Linked DNA regions of Homo sapiens: all the other regions are linked to region 2. The links are chromatin contacts, found by Hi-C or POLR2A ChIA-PET in ENCODE. All regions are on one chromosome and are shown on one strand. Each heading gives the region's core, a stretch centred on a gene start or an enhancer-like site at or near the end of the contact. The rest is flanking DNA. Distances are from core to core; before and after follow the strand shown.

What was found. Hi-C counts contacts between places; a loop is a spot of excess contacts on that map. ChIA-PET counts read pairs that join two places held with the same protein, here RNA polymerase II (POLR2A). Pooled maps may share reads with other maps.
Region 1: a loop to region 2 is called in a pooled map, with 2.5 times the contacts of the local background. The contact joins the promoter of PIWIL4-AS1 here to the promoter of SRSF8 in region 2. A Hi-C loop is called at or near these places in 4 of 50 pooled maps. POLR2A ChIA-PET finds 5 or more read pairs at or near these places in 3 of 52 experiments (HEK293, MCF 10A and WTC11).
Region 3: a map of naive thymus-derived CD4-positive, alpha-beta T cell shows a loop between it and region 2 (3-fold over the local background). The contact joins the enhancer-like site here to the promoter of SRSF8 in region 2. A Hi-C loop is called at or near these places in 3 of 168 maps with a recorded cell type or tissue (A673, endothelial cell of umbilical vein and naive thymus-derived CD4-positive, alpha-beta T cell) and 11 of 50 pooled maps. POLR2A ChIA-PET finds 5 or more read pairs at or near these places in 2 of 52 experiments (AG04449 and HEK293).

The regions. Positions count from the first base shown.
Region 1 is chr11:94,739,014-94,741,713 of GRCh38, reverse strand. PIWIL4-AS1 (PIWIL4 antisense RNA 1) reads left to right here and starts at 1,359. Exons shown (of 5, transcript NR_135093.1): 1 at 1,359-1,496. It also overlaps a transcript of AMOTL1 not described here.
Region 2 is chr11:95,065,469-95,068,168 of GRCh38, reverse strand. It overlaps SRSF8 (serine and arginine rich splicing factor 8), which reads right to left and starts at 1,250. Exons shown (of 1, transcript NM_032102.4): 1 at 1-1,250. The coding sequence starts at 942. The coding sequence ends at 94. RefSeq lists enhancers at 65-174, 755-944, 669-1,426 and a silencer at 1,195-1,274.
Region 3 is chr11:94,788,140-94,790,839 of GRCh38, reverse strand. The region is part of intron 1 of AMOTL1 (angiomotin like 1); the gene reads right to left. Among named protein-coding and RNA genes, the nearest start is that of AMOTL1, 21 kb to the right of the region's middle. RefSeq lists enhancers at 983-1,483, 1,484-1,984. Within about 2 kb of position 1,304, at least 5 of the 41 ENCODE cell types and tissues checked have a DNase peak (open chromatin) inside an H3K27ac peak, as active enhancers do.

The DNA.
Region 1 (2,700 bases), core at 110-2,609, 330 kb after region 2:
CCACTAAGCCACCGAGTGAGAATGGGTGGCAGGAAGAGTTAGAGAGATCCTGCCCATTCGCATTTCCTTCTCTTCACTCTCTCTTCAGCCTGTCTCTTGACAAGAGTGTCCCGGTTCACCCATCGCAAATCTCCACTTACCATGACAGGCATGAGGATGGAATGTCCTATCTCGAGACACCTACAGGCTAACTGAGGAATAGAAATCAGGGAGGGAAGCAGCTCCTAGGTCTTACAGTTTAATGATTACACCGCCGTTTTCAGCCCCTGACTTCATTAAATTCAGGGTAAGGACGACCCACACGACGTCCTTCTCGTGCCAGGTACTTGGCAAGTCAGAACCAGTCGCCGCTGTGTCCTCCCGGCAAGATGAGCGCAGGTTTCAGAAGCCCCAGCTCTGGAAGTTTGCTGTGCCAGGCTCCTCGGAGCAGCACCACTGCCCCAGACGAACACGCACACACACGCACTCACACACACACACACGCACACGCACGCACACACACACACACGCACGGCTCATTGGACACTTGCCCTGCCACCCCCGAAAGCACAGCGCCGAGGAAAGGCCGGTTCCGGCCGCGAAGGCAGCAGGTGTCCCCTGACCCTTTCCCTCCGCCCTCCAACCCCAGCCCCATCCCTAGCTGAGTTCCTATGGACGCCCCCCAAACTCGCAGTTCTCGGGCAGAATTGCGACCAAGAAATAAAAGACAAAATGAGCAGACTTACCTAACTCGTCTGGGCTGTAGGATGCGGGCGAGGCTTCCACAAACTCACTGTCTGGGGGAGAAGAAAAGCAGAAAACAACTCGAATCGCTACCATTCAGGACGAACCCGCACAAGCACCAGCTCAAGCGCAGGTCCCCGGGAAAAGCGCGGGCTTCTCTCTCCCAGCGCTCAGAATCCCTGAGCCGGAGGCCCCGCGGGATTCAGACCGCCAGATCCCCAGGGAGTGACAAATCGCCGCAGAAACTTGGGGGACAACTCGGCCCTGGCACCGCGCGGCTTCCAGGCGCGGTCAGGCGCGCGCCAACTTTCCCCGCGTGCCACCCCGCGGCTCCCCCGGCCGGGCGCTGGGCCGCGGCCGCATCCTCTGCCCTCAGCCCGCGGGGCGCATTGCTCTGTCTGCCGGGCCTGGCGCCGACGCCCCAGCGCCGAGGAGCCGCGAAGTTTTCCCGCGGTCCCGGGGGCCCGAGGGCGCGCGGCGGCGGCGGCGAGCACCCCTCGCCCACCCAGGCGCCCCGCGCATCCCCGCTCGTTGCTAGGCGACCGTGGCCGTCACGCTCCGCAGAGGCGCGCGCGGCCTCCCAACTCCCGGCTGGCGGAATCCTCCCTAGTCCCCGCCCCGTTTGCCCATTTTCCAAAAAATCAGAGCATAACCCGTTCTAACCCGATTCCCTGCTCTGTTATGTTATGTCTGCCCTCCTCTGATGCTTGGGAAATCGTTTGTTCTGTGGGCTTCTCCTGAGGAGATGGACGATTTTCAGAGCTTGCAGAAAGGTAGGAGGAGACCCAAATGCCCCCCAATCCCCTCCTTTTGGAACCAGAATTCCAACTCCAGTCCAACATTATTTCCTACTCTTCAAGAGATCACCTGGCTCAAGTGGGCAAAGTAATATGAGCTGCATTGCACAGGTTGGGAAACCGAGGCTGAGAAGTTGTTAATTTATGCGTGACATCATTATGGTAGGGGTATGTGAGGGAGAAGTGGGGGAGGAGAGAAGAGCAGTGCTCCTTCTACTCTATAAAAGATTGACTGCTTTCAAATACAGAATGTAGAAGCAATGGTTATGCTCTGAGAACTGTAAATTCTAAAATAATTAATGTAACACTGTGAGAACCTCCCCCTCTGAGTCAGTAGCCTGATAACTTGGACAGATGTGTTATGTATCTCCCCCCAGCCCCCAGGACTGACTGTGACTGCTCTGCATTAAGGGGGCGAGGGTGCTGGACTTGGGGTGTGCTCCAGAGAGAGCCCCGCAGCTGATGGCCCATAACAGGGTCAGTGGGAAGGAAGGAACAAGTATGGAAATGGTTGTCCTTTCTCCATCCTTGGAGGACTATTGGAGGGTCAACAGTCTGGGCAGCCTCCTGGGGGCCTTCTATTGTCTCAAAGTGATCAGAGCACCAGCTGCAGCAGCCTAAGGGCCCCGATCTGAGCCAATGTGCTCTCATCCTGTAAACACTCAGCCATCTCTGGCTTTTCCACTGTCAGTTTTTGGTTTACAAATCACCATGAAGGACAGAAAGCCCCTTCGGCCAGCATTGCTTAGGGAGCCCAGGGAAGCAGGGGTGGGGCTGTCCTCCCCAAGCAAGGCAGCATTCTTGAGCTGCTGAGCCTATCTCTCCAACCTCTTCTTTTTCCTGCTTCTTATAATCTGAGCTCCCAAATCCAGGAATTAAATATGTTTGGGTGAGGGTTTGCACTCATCACTCCATCCCCTCCCAACTCCTAGAATCCTCCCATTTGTCCTCTGGAACTCATGGTTCATCGCTAGCAAAATCTATATATCCTCAGCCTCCTCTCTGAATGTTTCTTTCAGTGTTGTGCTCTGACCCATACCTGGCTTTCCTTGAAAATAACAGGCTGCATTACTTGCCTCCTCTACTTATTTCAGCCATCTATGGATCCTCTGGTTGTTCTACCTCATTTCTTGAAGATAATGGCATCTGATTCACTGTCACTTTTCCCAGTATCATTCCT
Region 2 (2,700 bases), core at 1-2,500:
CCTCTTCTTCCAGGGACGTTGCTTCCATAGACTGAGTATGTGATCCTTTTCCCCCAAGTCCTCCATCACGTTGCTTCCTGATGCATCATTTTCTTAAGAGGACATCTGTCCTTCCTCTTCAGGAGACTTGGGGGGCCTCTTGGATCGCGACCTTGACTTGGATTTCCTCTTGGATACCCGGGGAGGACTCCTGGTCATAGATGAAGACCTGGACCGCGAGCGAGACCTGGAGACCGAGGAGGACTTGGATCGTCGCGCAGAGCTCGATTTGGAGGTTGATGCAGAGCGAGAGCTAGTGGAGGACCCAGACTTCGAGTGAGACCGGCTGCTGTGATATCGGCTGTAGCGAGAGTTACTGTAACCAGATGAGCTGTAGTGAGATCCGCCGTAGCGAGATTCCCTGTAGCGAGATCTGCTGTAGGGAGAGCGGCTGTAGCGCGACCGGCTGTAAGGAGATCGGCTGTAGGGAGACCGGCTATAGCGAGAACCCCTATAGCGAGATCGGCTGCGGGACCTGGAGCAGCTGGGACCCCGGGATCGGCTGCGGTGTCGCCGCCTGGGGCTGCGGCTCCGCCGCCCGTAGCTGCGGCTCCGCCGTCCGTAGCCGCCGCCTCTGGACCTGCCGCGTGGCTCTCCCTGGCGGCTGCGGGGCAGGTCCCGGCGGCCATAGCGCGCCACCTGCACCCGCAGCTCGCGTCCGTCCAGCTCCGCCCCGTCCATGGCGGCCTCGGCGTCTTGGGCGTCGCGCCGGTCGTGAAAGCGGACGAAAGCGAAGCCCCGGGGCGCCTTGGTGTGGGGCTCCCGCGGGATGTACACGTCGCCCACGCGCCCGTACTTCTCGAACACGCGCCTCAAGCTGTCGGGAGAGGTGCGGTAGGTCAGGTTGTCCACCTTGAGGGTGATCATGCCGTCCACGTCGGGAGGGGGGCGGCCGCAGCTCATGGCTCCGAGAGCAGCCCGGGCCCGGAAACTGGCGCTGCTCTGGGCGCTGACGGTGCGACCTGCGTTTCTTTCTCGCGGTTGCGCCCCGCGTGGGGACGCCGGGAAAGGCCGGGCGGAGAGGCGGGCGGCGGAGCTCCGCAGGGAGCGCCCTGGAGCAGCAACTTCCGAGTTCCCAATTTCAGGCCAAATACTCCAGGACCCAGAGGAAGGTTTCCTTTTGGTAGCTGAACTCCAAATGAAGCCAGGCCCCGAAGATCCTGGCCTTGTACCTGGGCAACATCCTAACCTAATCAGCGCCCAGCTAATGTAATCACTGGGCTGGATTTACATTAGACGTCCCACCCTCCCATGCTCCTCCCTATTATTCTACGTTTTAAACCAATCTTAAGAACAAAGCTAACTGATTAAAGGTCAATTTATGGGAACAGGCAATCCAGACAAATATTAAACAAAAGAAACCTAGGGCAACAATATTAATATCCAGTGTATTGATAGGATCAAAGGAGCACATTTCATAGTTATTGAAAAGAAAATTCACTAGGAAAACATTACAGTGATGAACTTAACGCACCTAAACACATAACAGTGACACATAGCCAAGACTGAGAGTTATAAGGTAAAACTGAAAAATCTGCACTCATGATGGAAGTTTGTTTTTTCCCCGTAACACCGTTTTCTCAGAAATCAATAGTGCAGAGAACAAAACTAGTAATGCTATAATAATTTGCACAACAAACAACAATTTTGATCATATAACCTGCAACAACCAAAAATATATAGAAAACAGAAGAATTTCCCAATACAAGACTACAAAATAAATGTCAATTAAAATTTAATAGGTCAATAAATTCAGCACATCTGGACCTCAGTGAAATAATATTGAAGGTTAAAAATAAAAAACCTGAATCCAATCATATTTACTTGAAAATTAATAACCACATTTCTAAAACTTTTTTTATGTTGAAGTCAAGCAATTAGTAAAACAAAACCAAAACAAAAAATAAAACATTAAAATAAAAATAGAATTACAAATAAAAGGGACAATATGTTTTTTTAAAAAGATGATTAATAAAACTGAAATCTAACACTTTTAAAGAAAAAAACAATCTAGCAATACTGATGAAGAAATACAGTTTCTAAATCTGGAAAGGAAATATACAGAAAGGGCCTAGAGCATCTTGGAGTGCTGGAAAATAAGGATGTGATAAATAGAAAACAAACAAAAGCATTGATGGGGTAATTTTAGAGGGGTACAAAAACCAATAAAACAGCTCCCAATGGCCAAATCTTGAACAATTTAAGGAACAAACTAAAATACTACTATATCATATTCCAAAATATAAAATAAATATTAATCTGTGCTGTTGTAAATAAATGATTAAATAAATTAACACATTGGAGAAAAGAGAGAAAACTCCTCTGCAGGAGAATTCTAAATTAATTAAATTAATTAAAACGTTGCTGATTTTGAAAATGTTATGTAACCTTATATACATAGAATTGTGCTTTTTATATTTTAATGTATTTTGTGTTTTATTTCCCTCATCTATGTGTTCCATGTAGCTGTACTTGATCCTGTTACCTTGCCGTAAGGCATTCAATGGTATAAATGTTTGTGCTGTTGATGGGCACTTGGGTTGTTTCCACTTTTGGCCTCTTACAGTGTTGCTCAGAACATGCTTGGACATGTATACTGGAGCTCATGTGTCCTCTTAGGTATGAATGGATCCCTTGTCACAGAATACAGGCAGCCCACTG
Region 3 (2,700 bases), core at 55-2,554, 280 kb after region 2:
GAATCTGTCCACAGGCCATTAATACAACAGGCTCAAAGTCTCCATGAGGTTTAAACCCTGGAGGACGTGAAACTGTCATTCCGCTATCATACAATACACACAACTAGGAAGTCCCTTGTCCTTAAATTCCACTGCCGGCATGCCACTCCCTTACACATAATGATTTGGACTATAACTTCAGGGTGGAATTTTTGTGGTTTTCAAGGCTGTCTCTAAACAGGGCCCCCTTTAGCTGTGCATAGTCCTGCTGGTCCCCTCAGCATCCCAGCATCCTGTGAACATGTCATCCTCATTCTCCAAGTGCCACCTTCTGGCTTCACATGCACCCCTAACTACTCTAAAGTTCATCCTAGTAAATGTACCTCTTCAGTTTACCGCCTCTAGAACGCCTCTCAACACCATCCCCCATGCCCTGACTGATCTCCCTTCCCTCAACTGTCACCACACTTATGATCTGAGGCACACAAAACTTGTGGTACTTAAATTTCACCTGCCTAGTATTTTGCAGTAGTCATTTAATAGGCTGGTGTTATGGCCCTGGTGAAGTCATTACCCTTTGAAGACAGGCAGTGTACTGTGTACTTGCTAATTTCTGCAAGCATGTAGCATGTAAGACATATGCTTCTTACTACGTGCTGACTGATGGCAAGAACATGGCGGTATTCTCTGGAATGTTCTCAGTACCAAGTAAGAGTTAAAGAAAAGACAAAGATCCCTCCAAAGCCAGTCTCTATGAGAATTCCAGATAATTCCTTGTACCTTTCAGCTCCGTAAGATGAGGGGGCCCTTACTCTCCCCTATGCAGCAAATACTAGTGCTTTCAACTCTACAGGCCAGCGACCCATTCCTCAAAGAGACCACTAACTGCAGAACAACTCCCAGGTGTTATGTCACCAACGGGCAAAGCTTTCTGCCAGCTACATGTAATCCAAAACCTCCTAATGATTTAAAAACAATTTCACTGTCTAGATTACAATAACCTCCTATAACTTTATAACAGAGATTTTAACCACAGCAACAAACAATTCTGTGGCTTCTATCTTACCTTTCAAAGAGCTAAGGAATTTGCTGAGTGTGCCAGCAGCCTCAAAGTTAAATGTAAGCCATCAAGCCTTCTGATTCCGGCAGAACTCGAGGTTTTTCTAGGGAGCCGAATACTCCGCTCAAGGAGAAGGATACCCTGGAAACAATGTTTTCAAAAGGGCTGGAGAACCTATGACCAGTACCTGAAAAATAAGGGCCAGCCTGTTTAGGAGTCCTCATGTGAAACCAAGCCAGCTCATCTGGATTAGCTGATTCACAATCTTAAGGGCAGCACTGACAGGCAGCAGTGCCTCCTCCAAACACCTGCATGCAACACATGTTTTTAAAAAGGAAACAGTGCCGGGCACGGTGGCTCAAGCCTGTAATCCCAGCACTTCGGGAGGCCGAGGAGGGTGGATTACTTGAGGTCAGGAGTTCGAGACCAGCCTGGCCAACATGGTGAAACCCTGTCTCTACTAAAAATACAAAAATTAGCCAGGCATGGTGGCGGGCACCTGTAGTCTCAGCTACTCGGGAGGCTGAGGCAGGAGAATCACTTGAACCCAGGAGGCAAAGGTTGCAGTGAGCCAAGACTGCGCCACTGCACTCCAGCCTGGGTGACAGAGCTAGACTCTGTCTCAAAAAATAAAAATACAGAAATAAATAAAAAGGAAACAGTAAGCTCCACCACTAAACTAAAAGCACTCCCTGGAATATGCTTTCTCACTCTCTTTTCCCCCAAGCAACCATTACCTGAAACCCGAGGTTTGGAGTTGGGGGTTGAGGGGTGGGGTTTACAAGATTCCCAACCCCTACATGGCAGGTCTTTTGAATGGGCATCAAACTTGAATTCTAAACCCTGGACCAATCCATATGTTCCAGAAAACAAGTGAAATCAAGACCCCGACACCTATTTAACTTAGACTCTCTCTGAAAGTGGAATGTGTGTTGAATAACTTCAAACTTGTCTGAAGTTTAACTTTGTAATGCTTACTTAAAAATCTTTGAGATATTATCAATATAAACCAAAATGCAGAGCACATGCTTAACCTTTAAAGTAACAATTGAGTCCAAGAGATCACTGTGAGTGGAGCTATAAATAGCAAGAAATGAGTAAGACTGTCCTTGGCCCTTAGGATTTTACGATTTGGTTCCAGAGACCAACGTGCACACAACTACCCATTTTTATTGCAAAGTATGTTAAAGGAACATACTGCTTTGGAGTTCCATGAGTAATCATTACTACCTGTTGACTGACGGAAGGGACATAGAGCTTCAGTGACAAGGAGAAAGAGATATGTGGGCTGAAATTGAACCGGAGGGAAAATGAGGAGGATGTTAATCCACTGTGGGGTGTGGAGAAGGTGGTAGTGAGGGAAGATCGGCCCAACATGGGAAAAACAAAAGCATAGGACTGGGTTATGAAAGTGTTGTCTCTTTAAGGAATAGAGAGTTCAGCGTAGCTTAGTTATGGGTAAGGAGAAGGGGGTTAAAAGCATGAGTACATTATTTTCCTAACATGTTAGAGCTGGAAAATAAATTAGAGATTAGGTAGTTCAACTTCCAACTATTACCTACCATGTTCCCTTCCTGATAGTCACCTAAGTAAATCCTTTCAATGTTAGGGAACACTGAACTCACTGTCTAAGTCTAGGGGCAGGTTCTATCTACCTTCCA